Linked DNA regions of Homo sapiens: all the other regions are linked to region 7. The links are chromatin loops, found by intact Hi-C in ENCODE. Cell type or tissue: endothelial cell of umbilical vein. All regions are shown on one strand. Region 1 overlaps PROX1 (prospero homeobox 1). Region 2 has its middle 360 kb from the start of LINC00538. Region 3 has its middle 160 kb from the start of LINC00538. Region 4 overlaps SMYD2 (SET and MYND domain containing 2). Region 5 has its middle 320 kb from the start of RPS6KC1. Region 6 overlaps RPS6KC1 (ribosomal protein S6 kinase C1). Region 7 has its middle 11 kb from the start of LINC02775.

What was found. Peaks named below come from ENCODE experiments on the same cell type or tissue, not always from the same donor. Only the 100,000 strongest peaks of a DNase experiment are listed, where the experiment ranks them.
Region 1: it touches region 7 in a loop (5-fold over the local background); 6 of 110 quality-filtered maps call a loop at or near these places.
Region 2: it touches region 7 in a loop (19-fold over the local background); 35 of 110 quality-filtered maps call a loop at or near these places.
Region 3: it touches region 7 in a loop (5-fold over the local background); 2 of 110 quality-filtered maps call a loop at or near these places.
Region 4: a loop joins it to region 7, with 20 times the contacts of the local background. A loop is called at or near these places in 4 of 110 quality-filtered maps.
Region 5: a loop joins it to region 7, with 21 times the contacts of the local background. A loop is called at or near these places in 72 of 110 quality-filtered maps.
Region 6: a loop joins it to region 7, with 12 times the contacts of the local background. A loop is called at or near these places in 63 of 110 quality-filtered maps.

What each region holds. Positions count from the first base shown.
Region 1 is chr1:214,000,768-214,004,767 of GRCh38, forward strand. The region is part of intron 2 of PROX1 (prospero homeobox 1); the gene reads left to right. Among named protein-coding and RNA genes, the nearest start is that of PROX1, 15 kb to the left of the region's middle. RefSeq lists an enhancer at 1,739-2,033. In endothelial cell of umbilical vein, no CTCF peak of the experiment used is centred here; DNase peaks (open chromatin) are centred at 1,914, 2,674 and 3,494; H3K27ac peaks cover 625 bases.
Region 2 is chr1:213,562,553-213,566,552 of GRCh38, forward strand. It overlaps a transcript of RPS6KC1 not described here. Among named protein-coding and RNA genes, the nearest start is that of LINC00538, 360 kb to the right of the region's middle. In endothelial cell of umbilical vein, a CTCF peak has its summit at 1,854 (motif pointing right); a DNase peak (open chromatin) is centred at 1,849.
Region 3 is chr1:213,760,088-213,764,087 of GRCh38, forward strand. It overlaps a transcript of RPS6KC1 not described here. Among named protein-coding and RNA genes, the nearest start is that of LINC00538, 160 kb to the right of the region's middle. In endothelial cell of umbilical vein, no CTCF peak of the experiment used is centred here; a DNase peak (open chromatin) is centred at 2,194.
Region 4 is chr1:214,327,466-214,331,465 of GRCh38, forward strand. It overlaps SMYD2 (SET and MYND domain containing 2), which reads left to right. Exons shown (of 12, transcript NM_020197.3): 7 at 157-259; 8 at 2,703-2,813; 9 at 3,485-3,605. Among named protein-coding and RNA genes, the nearest start is that of SMYD2, 48 kb to the left of the region's middle. RefSeq lists a silencer at 1,381-1,675 and an enhancer at 1,602-1,691. In endothelial cell of umbilical vein, a CTCF peak has its summit at 1,555 (motif pointing left); a DNase peak (open chromatin) is centred at 1,546.
Region 5 is chr1:213,372,847-213,376,846 of GRCh38, forward strand. It overlaps a transcript of RPS6KC1 not described here. Among named protein-coding and RNA genes, the nearest start is that of RPS6KC1, 320 kb to the left of the region's middle. In endothelial cell of umbilical vein, a CTCF peak has its summit at 1,626 (motif pointing right); a DNase peak (open chromatin) is centred at 1,655.
Region 6 is chr1:213,243,130-213,247,129 of GRCh38, forward strand. The region is part of intron 12 of RPS6KC1 (ribosomal protein S6 kinase C1); the gene reads left to right. Among named protein-coding and RNA genes, the nearest start is that of RPS6KC1, 190 kb to the left of the region's middle. In endothelial cell of umbilical vein, a CTCF peak has its summit at 1,632 (motif pointing right); a DNase peak (open chromatin) is centred at 1,662.
Region 7 is chr1:214,121,227-214,125,226 of GRCh38, forward strand. No RefSeq gene overlaps it. Among named protein-coding and RNA genes, the nearest start is that of LINC02775, 11 kb to the left of the region's middle. RefSeq lists a silencer at 2,109-2,198. In endothelial cell of umbilical vein, a CTCF peak has its summit at 2,149 (motif pointing left); DNase peaks (open chromatin) are centred at 2,215, 3,415 and 3,835; H3K27ac peaks cover 2,050 bases.

The sequences.
Region 1 (4,000 bases), 120 kb before region 7:
AGATTGGGCCCACTTTTCTCCTGTCTCTACCTCTGTATGGCAGTGTGTTCTTCCCTTGATTTAACTGTTAGTGTGTAGGCAAAATTCTCAAGCTTTTACTTTGAAGAAATATCTGGGAATCACAGTGAGTGATGTCTTACTTCAATTTTAGGGATACGGGGCCATATATGATCCGGTTGTACAGTTATTCCTCGAAAAGATCAATAGAAATGGGCAGAAATGTAATGAAATGGTACAACTGTGATTGCTATTATTATGTTTTAATTTTTCGTTCATGGCTTTCCAAACTGTTATATATAATTTAATTTTTCAGGAAAAATTATCTCCCACTCCAAAAGGTACCATCTGTTTTTTGAACAAAGTAGCTAAGATAAGAACTATTAAGAACACCAGCTTATCAGGTCAACCCATTCTACATTCACCACATTAAACATATATGTTCTGTAGGATAGAACACACTACCTCATTATCCCATCTAGTAGAAGGGAAATAGTGAATGTGTATGCAAGTTAAACTGAATTTCAGTGCACCTGCTCCAAGGGCTCATGTCTTGGATTTTAAAAATATGTTCAGTATCTTTGCAAATGAATCTGTTTAATCAAATATTAAGTTTTATTCAAATTCCAAAAGAAACAGTCAGCCAATTGCTTTTCTTCATGATGTTCCTTGTCATTCATCCTCTTTGCATCTCAAGAAAAATAGCCTAGTTTAGGCCCCAAACATTTGCATGCACCCAGTTAAAGCACAAGAGGAGTAGTATAAGCCGTTAAGACGTGCAGGTGAAGAAATTGAGCCTGTTCTCTGAAACAGCCGGCTTTTTCTACTCAACTTTTAGGGAGAATGTTAGAAAGACTTGAAGTTTAGAAAGGAAAATGGTTTAGTAATTTGAAATTAAAATCCAACCAGGAACCATAGATTAGAAATGAATTTCTGAAATTTGAAACCATCCACAGAAATTGATCTTATACATTTTTAGAAGTCTTGTGGAGGCTATAGTACTTATATTAGCTAGAGCAAAACATGTAGATTAAAGACTAAAAGACTTTGGGCTCCTACACTACCCCCCTCCCCTGAAAAAAATTATAAAGTAAGTAAATTAAAAAAAAAAAATCCCTACACTACACAGCCCTCCGATTATGGTGAACTTCCTAGTGGGAGTTACGACTTGCTCTATCACTGTCATTATGTGAGAGAGTTTAGATCTTTTCTCCCCATTTTAGTTTCTAGGGGGAAAACCTCTTAGAAACTTAGCAAATTAGGGAATAAGGCAGAACTAAAATTCTTTAGGTTTCAAATGTTTTGGAAAATGTAAGTAGTCTCAACCCATTTGCTGGGAACTGCAGCACGTACAATCTCTAGCTACAATCCAGAGTTTAGCTGGAAAAAAAGAATTTTCTTCCTCCGCTTTCACAGCTTATTATTCTCCCATTTGCCTTTTTGCTGCCTCCGCTGCTCCTCCCGTGGCTGCTGTTTAGGTAAGGTTATATTGTACTTGGTAAACAGACAACACTTAGGTTCTCAGGTTGTTTGAACACTGCTTTACGTTCAGCTGCAGTACCCTGCTTCTCTGATCTTTTATATTCCCGAGCAGATGTCTTTCATTAATTTATGGATTTATCATCTTTTCTTTTTTTTTTCTTTTTTCTTTTTTTTTTTTTTTTACACCTGGCAGCTGTCTCAAGTTTCAACAGTTATTGTCTATTTTGCATTACACATAGAATTGAATGTCATCTGTCTTCACAAAGCTATGGCTAAGAGAATTGAGGCACAGCCACATGAGCTGCTGGGACAGATCTTGTTTGCGTTCCATCCCCCCTCACCCCACTCCCCTTTACCTCCTTAATATTTATTTGTGCTCATTTTCTTTCCTGGCCTTGAATGGAGCTTAGCTCGTGTTCAGTACAGCTGTATGTTTACTGAATCTATTCCATCATGAGTCATTGTGCGTGTGTAAGTATCCTGGAAACAGCTAGTGCTTTCTTGGAAGAACAGTTGCTTTTCAGCACAAGCACTTAAAAGGGAAATTAACCAATTGGTCAGTTCAGATTTATTTTGAGGAGAAAAAAAGGATTATCTAACTGTTGCCTTTTAAATGTTTCATTAGTTATTTTTAATAGTTTATTAGAAACATATATTTTATGGGAATTTTATCTTAATTACACAATAAGCAAGAGATAAAGATTAATTCTGTGTTCCATTTCAACTGATCAGTTCCAAGTATTACCAACAGGAAACATTTTAAAGCAAAAATGAACTTGAGAAATCCAAATCAGAATAATTTTTTGTTAGATAAAAAGCCTCTAAATACTGATCAAAATAAAATGGATATTTTACTTTTTTTAGATAAAAAGAACAAAAACATCTTAGCATAAATTAGATGTATTAAAAGCTTCAGGAAGTTTTGGTAGCTCAGTGCCCATCTAAGAAACACAGAAAAACACTTTGTATTTTGTATGACACCAAATTTTAAAAGATTTGTGACTTCCAATTAAATGCATGACGTTGTCTTAATGTAGCCATCTGAAAGAAAAGATTAGAACCCAGATCTGAGAGTGTCTGTCAAAGTTTGGACTTGCCTAAAACTCTTATCACAAGGCAGTCGCAGACAGCTTGCAACTATTATTTCACTTATCCATTTGGACAGATGGTCCTGAAGTGTGCTGGGCTCCTTTAGTCTTCTGTATCAGTCTAATGGAGGTTACTGGAGGGCCTTTCAGCCCTCTCCTTGGCACAAGAAGTATGTCAGTCATAAATTATCGTCTTTGTAATCATTAAGGATCTCAAACAAAAACACAAGTTCAGTTAAGCTGCTTTGGCTTACAGATATAAAATCAAAATTTCTTTCTTTAGTGTTTATTTTCAGTTTAACAAAAAATAAAAAAATAAAAAACCTGCACTACTTAACTTTTCTATTTACAGACCAAGGTGATCTTTTTAAAATTGCATGGGATATTAAAGGGAATGTTAATTGAACAAATTCTCAGCAGAATATTTGGTTAAACACCCTGTTATAAGTAGTCAAGAGCTTATCCATATTAATTTGATTATGCTTCTCTAGTAACTTTCTGGTTTCCCTCCATTCTTAAGATTAGTCACGCTAGACTTGATGAAGGTCATTTGGAAAATTTTACCTTTCCTAAATATCTGTGTTTATTTGACATTTCTGCCTAAGGGGTGAAATTTTTGTTGGGTAGTTGTGTGAGTGTGTTTGTGTGTGTGTTTGCACACACAAGCACACTTTCTTTTCTTTTTTTTCTTATTTTTCTTAGACACTCTTCTAAAAGAAAATCCTTAGAGAAGCTTCTAGGAAGGGCCCTTAATTGACCTTGTGGGGGACCACATTGATTTTCTCCACGTGCATCTTCATTTCTGATAAATTATAAAGCCATTAATTTGCTGAGGAAATGGCAGGGCCAGGCTGCGGCACAGATGTGACCAGAGCCATCCCAGCTCTGAGTCTGCTGAGGAGTGCCAAGAATCTGGGGGAGAATCAGGAAGCCTGGATTGTTATGGTTAGCCTCACATTCTCTTGGGAACTGTTTTAGTTGCTGCTGTTTACAGATCTAAAAGGTAATGATGTTTCCAGATAAATAGGCCTTCTTATTTTGGGTAAGTGGCCATTTATTGATCTGCTAACCCACATGTATTGATTTGTTAGCCCCAACTACTGCGTCACTCTCAAAGGAGTTAACTATAAATCCAAGACAGGCAAATTGTATTTGGTTTTGGACCATTGCTTTCACAAAAGCAACAGCCCCCTCCCTGTCCTCTCCATGCCAAAACTACTCTTCCCAAGTTTTAGCTATTATTTAAAAGGAAAAACAATTAAAAGGATATAATAAGATAAAAAGCAAGTGAGTCAAGATGCTCCATTAGATTAACACTAAAAGGTAAAATGTGAAACTTGCATAGCAGTGTTCAAAATAATGCATTTTATATTTTCATGTACATTAGTAGAATAATTTGCTTTAAACTGCAGAGTGTGGAGAGAAGAACAAAC
Region 2 (4,000 bases), 560 kb before region 7:
CTAACTTTTTGTATTTTTTAGTTGCCAGGATGGTCTTGATGTCCTGACCTTGTGATCTGCCTGCCTTGGCCTCCCAAAGTGCAGGGATTACAGGTGTCAGCCACTGCGCCTGGCCAAAGTTCTGTTTTACAGAGACAGTCTCACTCTGTCACCCTGGCTCAGGTGCAGTGGTGTAATGAGAGCTCATTGTAATCCTGAACTCCTGGGCACAGGCGATCCTCCCACTTCCGCTTTCCAAGTAGCTATGATCACAAGTGTGTGCCACTATCCCTAGATAAGTTTTAAATATTTTGCAGAGTCAGGGCCTCAATATGTTGCCCAGGCTGGTCTTGAACTCCTGGCCTGAAGTGGTCCTCTTGCCTTGGCCTCCCAAAGTGTTGGGATTACAGGTGTGAGCCACCATGCCTTGCCCTGAAAAGTTCTTTGTATGTCTTTAAAGTTTGTTAATGGTGTTGTTGAATCTTCTATATCTTTATTCATTTTTCTGTCTGCCTGATTTACTCTTTGAAAGAAATATATTATCTGTCACCATATTGCTGGATTTGTCAATTTCTCTTTGAAAGTCTATTAATTTTTGTTTCATATATTTCAGAGTTATGTTATGTGTATAGGCATTTGCAATTGTCTTATTTTCCTGATAAATTGTCCTTTTTACCATTGTAAAAAGCCCCTCTTTAATAATTCTTAAAATCTATTTCATCTGATATCAATGTGGTGACATCAAGTTTCTATCAGTTGATATATATCTTTTATATATCTTTTTTTCCATTCTTTTAATATTTTATGCTGCTATATTTTGGCTAGGTCTTTGTACAGATTATATATCTGATTTTTTAAAAAGCAATAAGAAAATCTCTGTCTTTTACTTTGGAATTTTAGTTCATTTATATTTGTTACAATTACTGATACATTTAGATTTATTTCTCCAAAGATTTTGTTTCCCACTTATTGTGGTTAAACTTTTTTTCTTTTACTCTTCATTCCCACTTTATTTGGAGTTGATCAAACTTTATTTTCTGTTTTCTACTGATTTTAAGGTTTTTCATTTTACCTCTGTTCTTTAGAGGTAAACTTAACATTATATCCTGTACACTTGACTTGGAAAATATCATCTAGGATTGTGTTGTACATTTCCAGGGAGTACCAATCATGTTTCTAGATTGTTAAGGAGTAAGGCCTTGAATTCTACCTGTCTTCCAAAAATGCAAGGAGCTTAAAACATTTTAATTCTGATCATTTCTTTTCATCTTCATATGGTTGGCCAGTATTTTAATTACTCTTTACTTTTATACGCTAAATTAATTATTATTTTATAATTATTCATACTGTAATTTTTCATTTATATTTACCTATAATTTTACCAATTTATTTGCTTACCATTTATTTACTCAAATGTTTACCAAGTTTTTTTGCTTACCTCTTTTTTTTTTTTTGTATTTTACTTTTTTTTTCTGGATTCAATTTTCTCTTTGAGGGAAAGTACCATAATAGTTCTTGCATTTATTACTGTTAGTAATGAATTCTCAGATTTTAATTGTCTGAAAAAGTCTTAACTTACCTATATGTTGCATATTTTCTCCTATATGTGTTGTATAAAGTATAACAAAGAGAAAATCGTTTTTAGTCATTATTATGCCTTCACTTTTAAATGATAGGTTAACTGGGTATAAAATTCTGGGTACACAGGCATATTTTTTCTCAGCACTTTGAATATATTTATGTCTGTTGTTAATTTATTGCTTCTTAGCTCTGAAACCACCCTTCTTTGCCACACTTTGTGATATTGGACCTAAACTCTGTAGATTACATTTCTCCCTTGACAGATGGCTTAGTGTTAGGTTCTGCCAATAGAGGGCACAAGAGGGACACTGAAAGCCTGGGAAAAGAAGGAAGAGGGAACTTTGTTCCTTCTGGTATTCTGTTTTATAGTTCAGCAATGAGCAGATCAGGGTATAGGGGTCATTGTTCATTTGTGGTGTCCTTCAGTCAGTTTCTTTGTTGCCACATTGGAAAGTGGCTTTCAGCTCTTGTAGCTCAGTAGTGGTCAGTTTCTTTGTCACCATATCAACAGGCACCATGTTCCTATGACAACTACCCCTTTTCCTCAAAGGTCTAAATTTCAACTTTGCAGGATCCCCTCCTCTGAGATTTTTAAGTTTCTTCTTGTTCACTTTTCTCTCAGCCCAAAGGTTAGTAATTTGTTTCTGTGGTTCCTACCTCCCTATACCTTATGGTTTGCTTTGCCCAGTTTGACAATTAACAACCTTTTATTAGTTAACAATTCACCGTAATAATTTTTGTGTGTGTAAGTTACTGATATAGCTTTAGTCTCCATACTGGACCCTGACTGATGAAATATTACTTTCTTGTTTTCTGTTTTATCGTGTTGCTGTTCAGAAGTATGTTGTCAGCAAAAGTTGTGAATAAACACTTCATAAAGCAAGACATTCAACTGGCCAATAAGTCCATTAAAAAGTGTTCAACATTACTAGTCATGAAAAACATTTAAATTAAAACCACAGTGAGTGACATACTACTAAACTTCCACCAGAAAGGTTAAATTTTGTTTTTAAAAGTGAATGTTGGCAAAGATGTATAACAACAGAAATTCATATATTAGAAATGTAAAATTGTATAACAAATTTGGAGAAAGGGATCAGTCTTTTATAAATGTACACACCTACGCCATGACTTAGCAATTCTACTCTCAGGTATTTACTAAGAGAAACAGAAAAATACATTCACAAAAAGACTTGTTCAAGAATGTTCACAGCAGCTTTATTGATAATGTCCTTAGAGTAGAAAGAGGCCAGATATCCACCAGCAGGATGGATGAATAAATTGGTATGCTCATATAATGGAAAAGTACTCAACAATAAAAAGGGATGAACTCCTGGTACGTGTAACACCATGGATGAATCTCAAAATTAGTATACTAAGTGAAAGAAGTCTTACATAAAAATGTAGAATTCCATTTATGTGCAACTCTAGCGCAATAAAACTAATCTACAGTGGAAAAACTTTAGAATAGTGATTGACTTTGAAGGGAATAGGGATGGATTTTGACTAGAAAGGGACACAAGGGAAATTTCTGTGGATGATGGTACTATTTTATATTTGATATGTGTTTGAGTTGCACACCAATGTACACTTATTATTTGTATATTTCATTGCATGCAAATTTGATATAAAAAAATCCATAAACAAATATCGAACTTCATTAATGAAATCCTTGCTGACAGATTTAAGAAAACCTGTAGGCTGGGCATGGTGGCTCATGCCTGTAATCCCAGCTATTCAGGAGGCTGAGGCAGGAGAATCATTTGAACCTGGGAAGCAGAGGTTGTGGTGAGCCGAGATCATGCCATTGCACTCCAGCCTGGGCAACAAGAGTGAAACTCCATCTCAAAAAAAAAAAAAAAAAAGTGAAAAAGTGTAGAAATGTCTGTAATTTGCTGTGAAATGCACACACACAAACACCCCAAATAAAAGAGCAACAACAAAAAGCAAATGAGAGATTGTTGGATGAATGCAGAGATGGATAGATGGATAGATATGTGATAAAGCAAATACAATGAAATGGAGTAAAATATTATTGGTAGTACCTACATAGTGTTTATACAAGTGTTCACTATGAAATTCTGTCAACTCTGCTCTGTGTTTGAAAATGTTAAAATAAAATTTAGGGGAAAATGGACTGTTGTCAGTCTAATAATTATTCCTATTTAAAAAGTAACCTGTACTTTCTTCATGGTTTTATTGAACATCTTTTCTTTGCTTTTTGTGTTCTGAACTTTCACTGACATGTATTTAGGTTGACTTTTATTGCTCTCAGGTCTCATAAAGTTACTTCTTTTTCAATTCTTGGAACTTCTCAGCCTTTAGTTTTTTTTTTTTTTTTTTTTTTTTTTTTTTTTTTTTTTTTTTTTTTTTTTTTTTGGATATTGCCTTTCCTCTCTTCTGGATTTCCTATTAATGCTGGGTGAAATTTCTCAACCTA
Region 3 (4,000 bases), 360 kb before region 7:
CCACAGCTGACAGTCAAATCTGTGATGCCGAATCCTTCTTCTGGAAAAAAGGGCTAAAGAGGTTAATACACTCAAGTCAGGATAAACACACCAGCTGTTAGAGTTTCTAATATTTAATATCATTATCAAATAAATAACTCAGGAAGAAATCACACACATACATACACACACACCACAAACACCCACAGCCGCTGCTTCATTTACAGTGGTTAAAAAAGAATATTCATAAATTATCTTAAAAGCCTCCACAATGGAGTAATGGTTGGGACACAATTAGGGAACATTTGCATATATGCTGCTGCCGGTCCCTGCCCAGAGACATCCTCCCCCAGGTCAGCCCTGGAGAGAGAAACTGGGGGAGCAGGAGGAAGGAATATGAGTTCACAACTATAGGCTTCCCTCTTGATCTGGTAAGATCTCAGCTCAGGCAAGCTTTGCTTCTGCTTTCAATGGCAGATTTCCCTCTGTTAAAAAAACATACCACACTTCTGTCTACCTACACAATTCAAGATAAATTCGTTTTGTTTCAGGAAAATATGTATTCAGACAAACAACATTAGTAATCAGTTTTGTGGATAATGGATTATTTAACTGACCAGTAAATAGTGTTTTGTTGTTGTTTACTCTTCAATCTACTTTGTGTGTAGATATTAGCCAGATCTTGTAGATCTAGCCTTCTGATTCCCTAAACACTAATACTAAGGCTGAGCAGGACAGAATTTTAACAGCCTGTTAACTGTGTCAGGAAAGTGTGAGTCTACTTTTTTTTTTTTTTTTTTTGCCTCAGCTCACTGGCTGCTGTTCACCTGGGCTAAAGGAACAGAAAATGATGATCATCGCATTTGGGGGGAAAATGAACATGGGCTAATTTTTTTTTTAAGGCTCCAACAAAATGTTTTCCAGGTCACAAAGCATGGAACAAAATGAGCTCCATATCTAGTTTATGTTGTATATTATAAGGGAAGCTGGTCTCGGTGACTCTGTTAAGGTTCCATGAGCATTTTTTGAGATAAAGCCTTCATTCCAAGGGGCCAGGGTTGAGCTATTTCCCTTCTCATCAAGCAAAAACCTGGCATCCCGTTTGTCTGTCCAGATGTATTTTTGTTTGGGTTTTTACGCTGTTTGATTGAGATCAAGTCATGAATTTCTGCTCTCTGGATGGGCAGAGGAATGACAATTTATGAAGTCTGAGGATGCATGTTGTTTAGCTCAAAAGCACAGCCAGATGAATTTTGGTGACAGGAAATGCTGCACTGCGTGGCCACAGCAGCCAATATCTGGGGCAATTTCTCTTTTACAGACTTTTGAAAATCAGAGCAGGAGGATATAGTTTTAATAATCTCTCATAACTGGGGCTGTAATGGGTGGGATGGATCAGATGGAAAGGATTCCAATAATTTAAATAGGACTTTGTTCTATAAGACTTCCATCATAATTGTCCTGTTGACATTGTATCTGTGCAAAGGCTTACAGTGATGACTGCACTGTCCACACACTTTCCATTTAATGCTAGGAATGGCGGACAGGCAAATGGCTTCTGCCTTTCAGTCTTTGAGCTTCCAAATGGCTCAGTGCCTCCTTTGCTCACTCAGACATCTTCTAGGTGCCCAGCCAGGTTCCTGGGTTCTTCAAACGAGTTTTTCAAGTGTGTAGAAAATATGCAGCCAGGTGGCAGGGATGAAGGCAAGAAGAATGAGTCTCTCCAGACCCCTGGGGACACCCAGTGGGTGAAAAGGTGTCTCAGAGCTGCTCAGTGGTGGGTTGAGGGTGTTATTAGAGGGATGGAACCATGTCTGAAGTTGGGGGTGTTGGCTGGAGTTTAGATCTTTGATTATTTTTCTATTCAGATATATCTAGATTTGATAAAGTGAGACGAAAATGATTGTTAGAGTCATGAGGATGAAAAAGAATGAAGAGCAAAATGGTGGGTGGGAGAAAGGGAGAGGGAAAGGGGAGGAGGAAAAGAGGAGAAAAGGAAGAAAGAGGGAAAGGGAGAGAGAGGGAGGGAAGGAAGGAAGGATGACGAAAACCAAACTCAGTTCTCAAAGTCAGAGGTGCGCTGTCTCGGGCAGGGACTCTGCCTTGCATAAGCAGTGCCCTCTGCCTAGCGTGCTTTTCACCCTTTTGCACATCAAAAGCTCCTCCTCATGTCTGAGTCACAGATCAAGCCTTCCTGACAACTCAGCACAGAGTTTAGTGCACCCCTCTCCCCTCTGCCTCATTTCCTTTCTGCACTACGCTGTTTCTCTTTGCCTTTCTGTCTTCCGGAGGAAGGGAAACACATCTTTACTTCACAGCTTCCCCCAGCATCCTGGGCCATTCTGGGTTCCCATAAATGTTGTTGAATGAATGAATGAAAATAAGAAAAGTGAACGATGACTAGAGATGCATCAAATACTAGTGTAAATCCAAGAACTCTCCTATAATAAAGAAATTTAATTTCAATTAGATGCATTTGTGATCATTTGCTAATAACAATAGAAATAAAAATGTTGTAAGAATAAGTCAAATATGTGGTGCAGATGGTCACTCTCAAGAGATTTCTTTCCATGCTAATAATAGATGTTTATAATGCCCTTTCTAAGAATAGAAAATACCTGTCATTCATATTAAAATATAAAATTAATTGTATGCTATTAACAAGCTTATGAGCTGTGTGAGGACCTTTTTTGAACAAATACACACACAAGTATTTAAGATAACCCAGGCTTAACTAAGTAGGGAACTAGACAAATGTATAGTTTGAGAGCCATTAACCTAAAAGTAATTTTTTTACGTTTTTTTTTTTTTTTGAGACGGAGTCTCTCCCTGTCGCCCAGACTGGAGTGCAGTGGCATGATCTCAGCTTACTACAACCTCTGCCTCCCAGGTTCAAGCAATTCTGCCTTAGCCTCCCAAGTAGCTGGGATTACAGGCACCCGCCACCATGCCCGGCTAATTTTTGTATTTTTAGTAGAGACAGGATTTCACCATGTTGGCCAGGCTGGTCTCAAACTCCTGACCTCAGGTGATCCACCTGCCTTGGCCTCCCAAAGTTCTGGGATTATAGGTGTGGGCCACTGAGCCTGGCCTTAAGGGTAATTTTTGCTTTTGTTTTCCCATCTCAGTGACGAAGCTGCCTCTGGGAGTTCTTTGTACTGACCAGGTCAGCCCAAAAAACAGGAACCAAACGACGAGAGTCCCTTCATTTCTATCAAACTTTCACTTCCTTCCCCTCTTAGCACCTGACTTGATTCCCAGGAGACCCTTCCAAGATGAGGAAGGAACTGACTTTCCCTTTCCCTGATGGGAATACAGGAGTCCAGCGAGCTGATGGCACTTGCCCAAGGCAGGTGCTACAGAAGACCTAACTCATCCTCTAGTCTGCTGCTGCCAGGAAAAGGGTAACATGGACCCAAGGTCAATTCCGAGCAGGAAGAGCTCTATTCATGGGACCTGGTCCTTGACTCTACCTTCCAGGATGTGAAAAGCTGTAAAAAGGGGATGCTGAGCAGCTTTTCTGATTATCTTCAGGGTAATAAAGAAGAAAGGGAATTAAACAGAAGGATTAAAAATTAAACACCACAAAAAACTTCTGGTTGCTAGGATGGTTTTTAAAACTGGAATAAACGAGTAAGATTCTTAGCGAGTTGAACTCTGCCACAATGATTTTCTTCCATAGAATTACAAATGTCTTAGGCTCCTTAGTGCTGATTTGCACTTCTTAATTCCCAACTCCAGGCAGGTGATGGGCAAGCAGGCACAGGAGCCTTCACTCTGAATTCCCAGCATCCCAACAGTTTAAGCCCCATGCTTTATTTATGTGAATTTTATCTTCATGTAGACATTTTGCTCTCCTTGCTGGAGAAGGTGGTTTCCCCAAACTGCTGCGAATGTTCCTTCTCTGTATATTTTATTCATACGAATCCGTTATTGGCCCATCCCTTCCTGAAAGAGCTGAAATTTGCCCTTGAGGCATCAGATGGAGTAGTCAGATTGTCAAATGTGTCCCCTAATTGAA
Region 4 (4,000 bases), 210 kb after region 7:
CAGAACAACCTCTTAGAATGTGATAGCCAACTATTAGATTTTTAAAAAATGTCTTGCAAAGATTCAGTTCCTCTGACTTAGCAAGTAAGTAGTGAAGGAAGCTAAACAGTCTGCCTATCTCATTTTAAAAACTGGGTTTTCTCTTCTGACTGACAGTGTTGCATTGATGAATCATAGCTGTTGCCCCAATGTCATTGTGACCTACAAAGGGACCCTGGCAGAAGTCAGAGCTGTACAGGAAATCAAGCCGGGAGAGGAGGTGAGTTCATGGCTATGGGTGGCTGCAGCAGGGGGCTTGAGACTGCTCTTTAAAAGGCAATGTGGACAGATCTGTGCAGTGTCACTTGACAGTATGAGTTGTGAATGCCTCCAGCAGTTTAGCTGAGTCTGCCCTCAGGCTCTCCAGGAGTCAGTGATCAGATTTGTAACCTGTAGTTTAGATTCCCACACTTTGGGGCTTCTGTTTGGTACATACATTTCCATCTCTGGTCAAGAAAAACAGGAAGTAATAAATTTGAGTCAAATTTGTCCCAAAGCTTTATAGAGATTTACAGAGAAAGAAGACATTTACTACCAAAATGACCACAGTCAAACTTTTGATTATCTTTAGAGTCTCTGTATCCCTATTGCCAAACAACTGAGCTTGAGCCTTATTTTATTTTATTTTTTTTGGTGAATTCTTGCTTGTTCCCCACCATCCCTCAAAGGTCCAAAGCAAAAGAAAGCAAGCAACGCAGCAGTAGCTAAAGAGCTGGCACTCCAAGGGACACATCAGAATTTCGTGTTCTATCAGTTCCACATCTGAACTTCAGGTCGCAGTTCACTTTTTAGGAATCTAAATCAAAAGTCCAGGTATATGCAGTAATAGGAGAAGTCAAGGCAGTCTGTGGCCAAGGGGCACCTTAGTTTCCCTCCTCAGCTTCAGGACGTGGAGAGAACCAGTCTTCCCATCACCTGCTCAGCGATTCCCTGTTCCCTTCCCATGTGTGATTCCTGACTACCTCATGAGACGTCTCACCTGGGAAGGGCTGGCCTGATGGATTGCTGTAGTATGCTCTGTGTTCTTAAGTAAATTCCCAGCAAGACACATGAGTTTTTAGGAACTTGTAATCACACTTGGGTTAATTTCAGTTTAGCAATTTGTAATGCTATTTTACGGTGCATGCCTGGGTATTTGAAGTGTGAAGTGTAAAATATAACTGTCAGCGTGCTGAATGACAAGTGCTTTGCTTTCTCTGGAAGGCACTCACTAATCCACAGCTGCACTGGGAGCTGAAGCCCAAGATGCAGGCAGGTTGGCCCTTCTACCTTCAGCTAAATCCATTACGATGAGGGTGTGTCCCCTTTCGGCTGGGGTGTCTGAGTTTCCAAAGGTCTTATGGAGACTGCTCTGAAGCCTTTCTTGAAACAGATAATTGCAGCCAGTCAGAATGCAGTCACCCAGGCTCCAGTGCACCTGTGGGCTGACTGCAGAGATGAGCAGGTTGTCACCTAAGCTGGCTCAGTCTGGCTGGGAGCAGTGGTACTGGAGTGGCCTTTGTCGCCATCTTCTGGAAGCTTCCGCATGTTGCACTGTGAGTCAGTCATTACAGAGATTGTTGGCAGGCTCTTGTGGTGTGAGGCAGGGCAGGGGTGGCTGCAGTTTCCTTTTGCCCTTATGTTCTCCCAGATCTGAAACGCAGTAACCTCATTTTTGGGAAGTCAGTGCTTTGGGGATTACTTACCCTTCAGAGAAGGAGAAACCCCATTCCCCAGGGTTTCGGGGTGAGCTGCAACGTGTCCAGTACCTCCCCATGGGCTGGGGAGAGCTTAGCTGCCCCTGCAGCACCCAGCCCTGTGCGTGTCCTCCCCTGCCTGCCTGGTGGTGCCCGTGGTCACTGGCACGCTAGCGGCTTCATGAGATCCATCTGTTCAGTCAGACATTTGCCTGATTGTGTGGGATGAGTAGCCAGTGCTGTCCCAGTGAGTAGATAATGGACATCTAAATGCTGGTCTCCTCCATATGCTCCAAGCCTTAGTTACAGACCCCATTAGGAAAAGGCAAGGACGGTGGAGCCCCATGAACCAAAGGTAAGGACTTTCCAAGCTCGCTGCCCTGCAGGATCAGGAGCTGCCCGCTGGGCCAGGCCGCAGCATTCTGGTGTCCTAGAAGATGTGTTCACCCTCCGCTGGCCACCCAGAGCTGTGGGTCCCAGCCCACTGAGTGGAGCCTCTTGCTCCATTGCCAGTTGATGTGAGGAGAAGGGGAGCTTAGCTGCATGTGTGTGGTGTGTGCGTGCTCATGCCCTCCCCTGCACGCAGCATCCAGTGATGACGGCAACGAAGCATTTGCGCCGTCTCAGGTGGTGAAACATGAAACTACATGAAGGCCAGGCAGAGGCAGCTGAGGGAGGCAGGGATCCTCTGAACCCTCCAGGACACTGTTTTAAGGACTCCTTGATTCTACAGACTCTTTCCACTAACCTGCACCTTGGCTTCAGCTCCCAGTTCAGCTGTGGATTAGTGAACACCTTCCAGAGAAAGCCAACGTCAGGTGGCTGCTCAGTTCAGGAATTCCGTGCCTTAAAGTAAACAGCGCATTCCTCCGCTGCAGCCCGCCTTATCCTCTGCATGGGCCCTGCAGGTGACTGCAAAGGCACGGGAATGACAAGGATTGAGTTTACCTGTAGCAGACTGAAGCTTTATCTTTTTGGACCCCGTAGGTTTTTACCAGCTATATTGATCTCCTGTACCCAACGGAAGATAGAAATGACCGGTTAAGAGATTCTTATTTCTTTACCTGTGAGTGCCAGGAGTGTACCACCAAGGACAAGGTAAGGTTGTTCATTGGGCAAGAGCGCTGACTGCACTCTGATCTCAGGACCTCTCTGCTGAAGAGCTTGTCTGACTTGGCGGATCTCCTCTAGGATCTTTTTGACCCTTTAAACCCTCCTTACAAAGACAGCCAAAGGGAATCTAGTTAGACCAGGTCTCTGTTCAGACCTGCTCCTAGTAGCTAAAGAAAACATTTCCATTACACTGTACAAACAGGAGAAAGGTCTGCCGAACTGCTCTTTCTTGAAAAGAAACAACTGCTCAAAGGAGGAGGGGGGAAAAGCACATGAGTATAATCTCTAGGCTTTCCAACCTGTTCACCAGAATATGTGGAAGTTTCCCTGGCATTTTCCAAATTGTTCCGTCAATGCCATCCTTCCTTATTCTAGTCTCTTGATTCGTAGATGTGTAAACACATATATCTGCCCATAGCCAACACATTTTAGATAAGGAGTATCTAGAAAATTAATCTTTTTGTTTTGTTTCTGTAAAAAGGTAATGGAGTACTGAATTTCTTCAGATGCATTGCCTGATTTCCTTTCATTCTTTTGTAACCTTGGAATGGGCCAGTGTCGACCGCTGTGTGGGAATGTGTATTATATGAGAGGTTTCCCTATCAGTGTGGTTTCCATGGGCGGTAACGCCTTGCCCTTGTGGACGTTTCCTTCAGGATAAGGCCAAGGTGGAAATCCGGAAGCTCAGCGATCCCCCAAAGGCAGAAGCCATCCGAGACATGGTCAGATATGCACGCAACGTCATTGAAGAGTTCCGGAGGGCCAAGCACTATAAATATATCCTTTACAACTGCCCTGATAGCTTATTATCCCTCGCCAACAAGGCAAGGTGGGAAGTTGGAAAGAGGGAGCAGGAGAAGGATGGATTTAAGATTCTGAAAACCAAAGGAGGAATGTCTCCTAGTAAATGTGTAAAGGCGTACTGACCACCCACAATGTGGTGTCCATCCTGTTGGAGTTGTATGATTTTATTTCCCCTTATTTTGGCTAGTTTGGCTGGGAGCCCCATGTGGTGGAGGACCATGAAGGACAGAGCCTTGATGGCCTTGTGCTTTGGGTATTTTACTTTGGGCAGGGCACAGTGCCAAGGGCCTTGCTTATTTCAGCTCTCCTCACTGGCACACTCTGAGCAGGGACTCTGCTCATTCCCATGCAGCAGATGAGGAAACAGC
Region 5 (4,000 bases), 750 kb before region 7:
ATAGAAGGATAGATATACAAATACATACATATTTAATATATATAAATAAATATCTGTATTCCCCTCTCTCCTCTTGTTGCTTGATTGGCTTTAAACTGTGGTTGTAATGTTGAAGGTGTATGTTTGACAAGCTAATTGTGGAGTTTTAAATGATAAATTTGTAAAACAAATAAATACTTAGAAAATCCTTTGCCAGTGTGAAGTGCTATCTCTGTGAACATTAATAGCGAAAAAATTATCACAATATCTAATCCTCTAACGAAAAAGCATTTGAAAACTTTACAGCTTCTTTCAGCTTCCACTGAGGTCAAAAAGGAGGGGTAGCATGCCCATTTTTACAGATGGAAAAATCAAGTCTTTACACAGATATTTAAGAAGGGTAGCTGGAGGGCCAGTGTTGGAATTGGGGGCCCATCCTTAAATCCTGACATCCATACAACTATCTGTTCATTTCTCTATGTTAATTAGGACAAGGGACCAGGACATATTTAGAGCACTACGTGCTATTTCCTTTCTCTAAAAATCCAAGTACGGCACGATGCATTTGGGTTTAATGATGTTCTTATTTCAGCCCTTGGATCCAGCTGTTCCTGAAGCCTACATTTTTCAGTTATGTATGTCAATAAACTACTTTTGGGTTTCTTTTACATGAAATAAAAAATAAAAAATCAGAACAAAACAACAAAAAAAGAAAACCCATCCATAAGTAACCTATGCTGCCAGAATTAAGGTTTACAACATATTATGTATTTGACAATTTAAAAAAATGGGAGGGGGCATATTATCATCTCCATTTCTTAACAGATATAAAACCAGATATCCATACAGAATATCCTATTGCTTATAAAAGCAGGCCAACAAGTATTTAGGGCTCAAAAGCAAGCTTCTCTTAGAAGAAATAAAAAAGTAGCCTATTGCACCTTCCCATAATATCATTGGAAAATATGTATCTGGATCTTTAACACGATGCCCTATCACATCCTCTTTGCTGATAATTTCAAGAAGGATCTGTTTGTGGCATTTAGACAGTGAATTTCCCTTTATCGCCACCGAAACCAGAAGCTTCCCAAGGGCAGTGAGGGAGACCTCTGTATCCTTTGAAGGCTCCTGCTTTTCTTGTTTCATAGAGAGGTAATCTGTAGTATTCCTGACTGGTAATATAGGGAATAAGAGTGGCATGTATAAGTAGAATTTGCAGAATAACATCCTGGAGCAAACATAAAGCCAGGATCTTGTAATGGTTAAGAGCATGGGCCTTGGTGTCATGTGAACCTAACTGAAGCAAGTTATTTGACCACCTCATGTATCAATTTCTCTATTTATAAATGCTAATACTATGGTTGATAGTAAATGCTCAATAAATGATAGTTATCCTATTATTTCACAAAAGTTCAATCAAATAAATCTGGATCAGTGAGATTCACAGTGTTCATTAGTATATTTAAAGAATTGAAGACGTCCTCCACTAAAGCAAACTGATAACTTTTATTTATCCCAGTGTTTTCAAATCTCACTTAACATACAATACTTTTCTCTTAGGCTATTTTTCTGCAGAACTAAGGTCCAATGGAACACACTTTGAGAAACCCCAGGGGTTGTACCCTGTAGTAATTGAGGGGGATTCATTAGGCCACCACTAGGGGGTGCGCCAGCCAAGTTTTCTGATTCTCGGTGAGAAAAGAGGGTTTGCTCTGGGCTTCCAAAGAATAGAGGTTTTGAAAGCTTCAGTGGAGAGGGAGGGCATGCCAGGAGAGACCAAAATTCCAAAATGGCAATGACTTTGAGAAGCAAGGGAAGAAAAGAGACGTGATCACACCACGTGGAAAGGTGGTAGAAGTTTTCCTGCCCTTTCTGTTGAGATGTACAAATGGCTGACCTTCGGATAATGAATCACTAGAGATCCCAGAATGGCTGGAATGAGAAATGTGGCCTGAAGACCAGGTCAGGACTAGGCTGGGGACAGAAAGGGAAGGGCCTGCAACACACCTCCAGAGGCCTCTGGGAGGGGGGCCTTGGCCCTGGACCTCCAGGAACGTGTGTGATGGGGAGGGAAAATTTAAAAGGCGAACAGTTTCCAGGATTTTTGGTTTCTACGTCTCATATATTTACTACTACAACGACAACAACTATTACTACACACACACATATACACACATACATACACACACATACATACACATACACACACATACACATACATACACACGTACACACATACACACACATACACACATACACACATCTACGCATATATAAACACATATACTTATATATACACATACACATATATACACACATATACACATATATACACGCATACACACATACACATACACACATGTACATACACATATACACATATACATACATACATATTCACATACATACACATACACACATATATACACACATACACACATATACACATACATATATACACACATACATACACACATACACACATAGGCATATACACATATATACACACATACACACATATACACACATATTTAATAAATACATATTTTCTGATAAGGTTTTCTCTTAACCTCGTGCAAAGTGTGTATATCTGTTGTAAGTGAATTAAGGTGGTAGATTTCGAGGTGAATGCTGAATGCCAGATAATAAAAGTGTTCATAATAGAAAATTTGGGGGAAAACACAGAAAAGCAAAAAGAAATCACTTGCCATCGGATCCCCCACCCCCAAGAACATGTTGAGGGATGTAGGAGATTGTATAAGTAATTGGGCATTTGAGGGAGCACATATTGGTTAGGATTCTTTTGGTTATAAGTGACAGAAATCCAATTCAAAAGACCTAGGTAAAATGGTGGCTTGATTATAAGGATCTGGGGTTGTCTGTCTCATGCACCCCAAGGGCAGAAATGTGGCCAGGGCTCAGAAACAGCAAGACAGGGGGACCTATGTTTTGTCAGGACACTCCTTCTCTAACTGTTTCTTCCTTTCTGCATTTGCCTCCTCCCCGCTCTACTTTTATGGATTGGCTGCTGGGGGGTCTCTGGCCCAGAGGGCCAGACACATGGGCCCACAGCTGCAACTACTAGGCATGCTGTCCTATCGTTTCTGCTGCTGGAAAGAGAAAGACTCCCTCAGTTCCAATTCCAGAATTACTGGGGAAGGAGAGAATTGTCCTGGCTTGGGTCAGATGTCCACCCTGGACCAATCAGCTGTGGCCAGGGGCCAGCCATATTGTGTATAATGGCTCTTCTCGTGACAACTGTGTGTGTGTGTGTGTGTGTGTGTGTGTGTGTGTGTGTGTGTGTGTAAAGTTTCCAGAAAAGCTGGAAACAAGGACAGAGAAAGTAGATACTGGCAGACAAAACAATATCTAGTACTGTATATGTTTTCCATATTTGTATAACTGAGATTAAACTGTATGTAAATGAATCTTGTTTTTAACTAAATGTTATGTCATTAGCATTTCCCTAGTCCCTAAAATCTTTGTAAATTGCATTTTGAATTATTGCATTGTATTCAATAATTTGGATTTACTTAGCAAATTCCCAGTTGTTAGATATTTAGGTTGTTTCTATTTTTTTTAAAATTGCATACTTAATGATGTTGAGGTGTTAAAAAATTTCAGCTATCATGAGTAATGCGATGGTAGAAGACAGTTTTCCTCATTTCATGCAAGAATTAGGTACATTATTGAGAATTAAAAAAAAAAAAGATATGGTCCCACAGTTCCTCATCCTATTTCAAAATTGATGCAAACCGTTCCTCCGATTTTGCCTCCTGCTCTGCTTCTCTTTCCCTTTCTATCCTTCTCTAACTGGAAATGGCAGTAGGAGTTGATGGTTGTGCAGTGCAGAGAGTGGGCAGACAGACAATTAGGGGGTCCCCTGGGGCTCCAGGTTTGCCTTGTCTCTGCCTATTTTCTTTCTGGAAATAGATCTAGGTAGAGTGAACCATACAAGTAAACCCTGCTACTTTGTAACAATCAACACCCCCAAAGTTAGGCATCTCAGGAATGAGGCTCT
Region 6 (4,000 bases), 880 kb before region 7:
GGACTACATTTGTGCACCACCATGCCTGGCTAATTTTTTTAAAAAGCATTTTTTGTAGAGATGAGGTCTTTCTGTTGCCCAGGCTGGTCTAGAACTCCTGGGCTCAAGGTGCTGGGATTACGGGTGCATGCCATTATTCCTGGCTAATTAAAAAAATTTTTTTTTTTTTAAATAGAAACAGGGCCTTGCTGTGTTGCTCAGACTGGTCCTGAACACCTGGCCTCAAGCAATCCTCCTGCCCCAGCCTCTGGAATAGCTGGGATTGCAGGCATGAGCCCATGGTGCCTGGCACAATGGAGGTTTTAAAAATGCAATATGATTTTAGTGATGTGCCAACCTGGCATTTTATAACAAATTTTTATAGACAAAACAGTTTTATCTTGCCTTTACTGTATTGTCTTTATTTTTTAAAAATTAGAGATTTATTCTGTGGGTATTAGATCTTTTATTGACAATTATAGGTAGCATAAGCATATGAATTGCATTTGAGTTGGTTTTTCTCAGTCATCAGTGCAGATGGGGCTGTATTATGAATCCAAAGTTTGTTCACCTTTTGCTTACCATTTAGCCTCTTTGGATGGCCAGAGTCACTTCACCTGTTGCCCCATTGGCCTTCAAAGGAGTTTCAAGCTGATTTTTTTTTGATATAGTCTGCTTAGGTGTTGATCAATATAGTATTTAATACTTAACAGCTAACTAGTGTATTGATGCTAACCTTGTTTCTCTGCATAATGGGAAGTGATGATAATAAGGATTAAAAGAGCTAGATTGTTTCTAGTTACAACTTTCATTGTTAAGAATTATTTCTGCAGTAGAGAATACCAAAGTTTTCCAACCTATAAAATAAATATCCTAAAACGTTCCTGAAAGCAACTATTAGGGTTTTCTTTTCTTTCCTCCTTCTTCCTTCAAATTAAGACTGTTTGGTTTTTGTTTATTGTTAGAGACAATAGAGCACACTTACATTTTTTTTTCTCAAATAGATAATGTGATGTTATGTTTTGAAATCATGTTAGTAAATAGGATAAAAAATTGCATGTTGAATTCACTTTATTACAGTTACTCGATTAAAAAAAAAAACCAGATCCTCCCCACTTTCTAATTTGATAAGAAATAACATTTTAGGTTCCAGTGTACTTAGAAATATATTTGTTAATTATAATGAATTTGGAAGTTTTAGAATCAAACTTAATTTGGGAGTTTTTTTGAGTCAAGCCTGTTACATGCTAAAGTGAAGTACAGTGGGAACCATATAACAAAACAAAACCACACATTTATGGAATATTGTTTAATATTTGTAAGTAGTTTCTTATTTCTTATTTTTGTTGTTACTTTCTTTTTTTTCTCCTGGTTCCTAGTAAGTGTATATATTGTTACTTATTGGAAACTATCTGTAAATTTGTGCTTGAACATTCTAGCAGATTATTTTTCTTTATTCTCAAGCACAGTCATATTTACTTTAATATCCATAACATGTTGGTATCCTGAGAGTTTTAATATATGTGGAACAGAACCATATTACATTCATCAACAGATACACACTTTCAATTTCATATACTGAAATACCGAATTTAATACAGATCGGTTTCTAAGTTCTAATTTTTAAGCCTTGTCCCAGAAATTACAATTCTCTTAGTTGACCAGCAGGTGGCAGTCTACCATTAATGGATTTTGCTGTCCTCTTCCAGGTTGTCCTTCACTAGCATTTGAAAAAAGCTGTAGTCTGAAGAGGTGCTTTGTTGTCATTATTTGCATAAAAGAATTGTACTTCCAAGCTTTGTGAGTTGCAAAAGTGTTCTAGTGTTGTGGCATGCTTTGTGAACAATGTGGAAAGGCTTTCCATTCATTGGGCCTGTTAATTTTAGCAACCAGGTAAAACAAAACGAGTAATGGCCTTAACAGAAAAGTAATACCAGTGTTCTTATTAAGATGACCTTAAATCTAGAGAGTTATAGAACTTGGTTAAGTCTATGTGCTCGTACCCCTTACTTATAACTCAAGGGAAATTGGAGCAAAAATTTGTGAATTACTGTTTGCTCCAAAAGTTCATAGGCAGTGCTACTGATAAATCAAAACTACAGATAGGTTTTCCTCTCCTCAAAGGATGGAAGCAATGATAATATGTTAATATTTCAATACTTAAAAATACAAATCAGTAACTACATGGGTCATAGATTGTTTAACCACCTTTTGATCTACCCTTAGGAACACTAAAGGTTGAAGTAATTTCCTTTCATGTGATCCCCTCCCTCTTACTTCCCAAGTCTAACCTTAGTATTATTGTCCAAGTAACTCTAAAGCATGTTAAGCAGCTGATGTTTGGTTAGAAAGAAAAGTTGTCACAAGATTATGATGAGAGCAACTCACTTCTGTTTAAACAGTGTGCACCCTCTACCCTGCCACTTCACCTCCTGGGAATCCTTATCACATATTTGTCCTGAAAACATTATCCACCTGCCCTGTGCTTTATAATATCAGCAGTATATCTTTTTATCTTGTGGATGATGTGCCTTTATATTTTGAGAAAAATTTCCAGTAACAGATTTGATTTGCATGGACAGAAACTTGAGCAAATGCCAAACTAGCAGGGGGGCCATTATTCTGCTCTATAAATAAGTTTAAAAAAGAAAAAACACACACACAGAAACCTGTGAATCAACATGTTTTGGTCTAATTGAGGGGAAAAGCAAGACAGATAAATTTTGAAATGCAAATGATCACCTTCTGTTATTTAAGTATAGTTTCTGCCAACTTAGTGATCCTAGATTTTAAAAAGTCATAATTATTTCAACAATGTATACTCCCAAGGATGCCCAAGATTCACAAGTTTCTATAACAAAACTGAGAACTTTTAAAAAAGTTGCCACTTTTTTATATTAAAGAAAACAAATCCAACAACAAAAAGACAAAAACCATGGAGCTTTCTCTGGCTACATCTGTGAAAAAGCCAGCGCATAAATGGCTGCAGCTGCAGACCCATCAAGAGGGTCTTGAGAATACGAATTCACTGATCAAACCCAGCCCTGTTTTCAAAGTAGAAGCCATTCCTTTTAGGTTCACTTTGTATCCTTAGATTATCTAGGATGATTCTCTAGAAAGGTTTTATTTTAAATAAACATCATTCATGGTAAATGGGTTCCTTTCATACCACAGAAACACAGAATGGAGTTCAGGAAGAGAAAAGGCAAAAGAAATAGTCCACAAAGTAGGAACAGATTGTATAGCATGACAATATAAATATAACACTGTCTGGTTTCCACATTAGGAGACTTGTAGATACTTTATTAGGATACTTTTACACAGGTTCTTCTGCTTTTTTTGTTGTGAGGGATTAGAGAATAAAAACTGGAGTAAATTGGTTATTTTTCTCTGGAGGACTTTCTTCTGGTTACTCTGATTTTATATCTGTTTTTACACACATACACACAAAAGTTTTAGCCAAAAGATTTTATGTGCTTTATCATTTGATTTATTAACTTATGATAATAAAGAATAAACCTTTGTTTATAGTGTTTTAAGTATAAAGGAAAAATAAAATGTCAAAGTACTTTTTTTTACTACTTTTTTTCTTGACTCTTATCATTCAAAAACAGCTAGAAAATAGAACCTGTACTACTAAGCATATAAAATACAAAAAAAAAACTGAGTCTGAGGTGGGAGGATTGCTTGAGGCTGTGAGTATGAGACTGCAGTGTGCTATGATCATGCCTGCGAATAGCTACTGCACTCCAGCCTGGGCAACATAGCAAGACCTTGTCTCTTAAAGAAAAATACAAGAAAATGATATTTGAAAGCTTAATATACAATCTGAGACAAGTGCATAAAATTATTTGTGTTAGTTAACCTAATATAGTCACTTAAGTTTCCCATTCTAGTCTTGAACAAGTTGATATGGTATCCTATCAGTGTGTGTCCTTCACTTTTATTTTCTGCCCTATTATGAGTCTTTAATTTTAAATGCTTGAAATTTACATTGATATTTGTCATTGAATACTTTTCA
Region 7 (4,000 bases):
AGGAACCACAGCCTTCGGAGAAAGGGGTGGAGGTTGAACTACAAGAACTTCTCTCGGTCTTTTTTCATTTAAGGATCTCAAATGGAGCGGTAAATGAGGAAGGAGCAAAGAATTCCAGGCTCCATTTCTTGTTTATCTTAGAAATTTACTTCCAGGGATGTCTACTCTGGAAGTTACCATATAAACTGAGATCAGCAAATAGAACATTTCTGCTTTCAATTAACGAGTGCCTATTACGCATCCTACCATAAGTAAAATACTTGACTAAAAATTATTTTAAGATTTCAAGAAATTTACAATGTATTTTGGAATAAAGTGTGGAAGAAATACATTTACTTAATATAGATGGCAATATAGCATAATTTACATTACATGTTATATTATTGGTATATAATTGTATTTATATAATATTCATATGATGCGATATAAGATTGTTAACTAAAAGGATTAAAAATATGGGAAGCAGAGTGTGGAATGATGGACAATGGAGACTCAGTGGGGTAGGGGAGGGTGAATGATGGGAGGTTGCCTGGTGGGTACAGTGTGCATTGCTCCAGTGATGGATGCACTGAAGGCCCTGACTTCACCAAAATGCAATGTGTCAATGTACCAAAATTATGATACAGCAAGTGCTTTAGGAATTAAGAGGTGTGAAATAACATCAGGCTGGAGTAAGATGTGAAGACTCTAGGGAAGAAGTAGAGTTTGAACCATCAGCTGAAGTTAAGTGAGATCAAAGTCAGTTCCAGGAGATAGTGGGGAAAGCTGGCTGAAGGAAAGACTTGAAGGAAGGAATGTCCTTGGCACAGTCTCGGGGACCATAATGGATGAATGAGGCTGATGTGAGAGACGTGTTCATGAGAAAGATGGGAAGTAGGTTGGAGAGGTAGGTGACGTCCTATTTTGTCAATGGACAGTTTCAGCACCCACCCTGCAAGCCCCAAACTGGGCCTTGGTGAGGGAGTTGTTGGCAAAGTCCCTACAAGGCCCAGACCCCAAGCCTACATGAAGGCGCCAGTTCAGACCTCAAATGTCAGCCTGTGGAGTTGAGTCCGTAACCAGCCTGAGAGACTTGCCACGGAGCACACTTGGCGCCTCCTCCATACTTCTAGCTGCACACAGACTTGCTCAACAATGGAGTGACTGATGCAGGTTTGACCTTGAAGTACAGAATCAATAAAGGAACTAGAAGAATAAAAGTTGAAATTGGAAGAAGATACATGGGAGGATGACTTAGAAAACAATGCATGGACTACTCAGGAGGCCGAGGCATGAGAATCACTTGAACCAAGGAGGCAGAAGTTGCAGTGAGCTAAGATCGTGCCACTGCACTCCAGCCTGGGCAACAGAGCGAGACCCCGTCAAGAAGAAGAATGCATGGGGTATCCCTGCCACAGGAGCCCTTAGGAATCTGAGAACTATTAATAAATATGATGTTATTGTATTTGCACCCTGAGTTTGGCTTCCTGAAGAATCCATTATAGTGGCACATAAAACCCATAAACTAATGAGGAGGCTTCCTCCATAGAACTGAAGGCATTTGTAGCTATATTGACACTTAATTCACTGAAGACATTTGTCTCACACTTTATTATATTGAGAACTTAACCCAGTTTTGCAAAATAGATAACCATCACAGGAGCTGGTCTTAATTACCTCTTGCCCTTTGTGTGCCTTATGTAGACCTTCTCTTTGAAATAATGTGTGTATTTTTCAGTCTTCTCTTTTCCTTCTTAAGGTTTTTCTCAAGAGCCTAGCAAGATTCCTTAAAAAAAAAAAAAAAAAAAGCTGAAAGCAAATCTATCTGTTAGTTGCCTTTGGCCTTAAAAATCTTCCCAACAAAGCTATAGTTGCCTGACAAACTTTGATATCTATAAATAATGCTGACAAAGGAAAAAAATCAAATTAAAGTGTTAGTTCAAGAATTCCATCCCGTGAACACGTTAGAGTGTCCTACTTGTCCTCAGGCTACCATCCTGCTTGAGCTGTTAGCACTTTTCCTGAGGCAGACAACTTCCTTAACTCACACCTGAAACAAACAAACAAAAAGCTGATGTCAGCCCGGGCGGTCCTTTCCCCTCCTGGCTCTTTCCCTTTGCTAGAGAACTGAAATCAGATGAGTTGCTGACATCTGGTGGTAACTAAGCGGAGTGTAATCTCGGTCTTGGAAGGACTTTTGTCTCTGATTCCAATACACTCCCCCAGCCTCTGATTCCTGGAGGCCTCCCCTTGAGCTTACAAAATTGTTTTATCCAAAGGGAAAGCAAAAGAGCAAACTAAGAAACAACAGAAACAATTTCCCACGGTTCTGAGAAGATGAGTGTTGGCCACCAGAATGAAAAGTCAGCCTTCTCTAGAGACAACCAACACTTCTTGGATTTAGACAAAGATTAGACTTGATCCCAACAGACTTGATGAGTCATGAGAATAAATAACACAGGGAAGTCTCTTTTGGTTAAAGGTAACATTTTTCTTGCAGCTGGGAATAATTCTGCTGTACTCATTTTCTCTTGGCCATTCAAATATTTTAAAAAGCTCCCCATTTTTTGGGGGCCACAGAGTAGACAGTGGTTTCTGAAGCATTCTGCATTGTTCTACTCTTCTACCTCTCAGCATGTTGCGTGAAACCTCAAATCCTTGCTCACAAAAGTTCTTAAACTTCATCTTCAGAGAAAAATGTAGAACCTTCACTCTGGATAGGACAAAGGCATCCACTAATGAGACGTGCAGGGCCTAAAGGTATGTTAGGTGATTCCCAGTACTAGTGTCTGGGAGTATCAGAGAAGGAGGTGTCCTAAACGTTGCAAGCAGAAAGAAAATCAGTCACTATTCTAAAATGCTATTTGATTTCTTCGTAGCATGTATCACTAAAAACAAAATGTATTTTGTTCATGTGTTTGTTTTCTTGGTTTTCACCTGTATCCTCCTGGTTTTGCCTTCCTTACTCAACACACCTCTCCTCTTGAAAACTAGAAAATAAACTTGAGAACAGAAACCTTGGTGGTCTTGTCCACCGTTATATCCCAGTACCTAAAATACATGACATGCTAAACTTCTCAAATACTTATTTTACAAAAGAATGACAATACACTCCCATAGTTCCAGGGAGTCCCTACTTTACCATCCCTCACTCCAGAAAGCCCGCAAAAGCATCCCATCCAGGGAAGCTCTCTAATGACTCTTTTTCCCATTCATCGACAGCAGAGAGCAAAAAGCCAATATCCAGGGCCCAGCCTAGCGACCTCCTAAGATTCCTGGAGGTTGACGGGTGTTAGCACAGATGAAGGCTGCCTTCACCAGAAGGCCTTCCAAATGCTTCAGGGCATTGGAGACAGAAATCTTTACGGGCAGCGTTGAGTCTATTACAGCATATCTTGGTGCTAGATTGCTATCTGGGTGTGCATGAGTCTGTGGGGGCCGGGGGAAGTGTGCTGGAAAACTTTCCCTCTGTCTCCAGCTAAATGGCTTCCTGAGGAAATGAGAAATGGGGGTGGGGTGGGTGGGAAGGAATGAAAAAATTCCAGTAAGGAAAAATAAAAGACTTTTTTCTATGGAACAGGGAGTGTTATTTGCAGATCTAAAATTCCAGGATCTCTGTGTATTAGAAACACAAGGGCTTTCAAAACGAAAAAGTAAAAATAAAAAATAAAATCCATGGTGTATGAGACACTAGAATAAATATTTCAAAGGTAACATTTTAAAACTGAGAAGTCTGGGGAAGCTTGGCCAGGATTGGTGAGAACCTGAGATTCACGTCTCTCCTGACTCAGCCCAGTACAGCAGGTTCTTTCTGGCAGCCATTAATATAGTTCACGGTTAAATTACTGGACCCCATGTGGACTGAAAGGGCCTCTTTATCTTTAAACAAACAGATGAGGAAGGAGGATCTGCCCCTCACCCCTAGCCTAAACCAGTATTTGTGAGACCACACCAGGGTTTTTCCATTCCAGCTATCAATCTTCCCTTGTTGTGGTTTGAGAGAAAGAGAGAAGTATTCGAG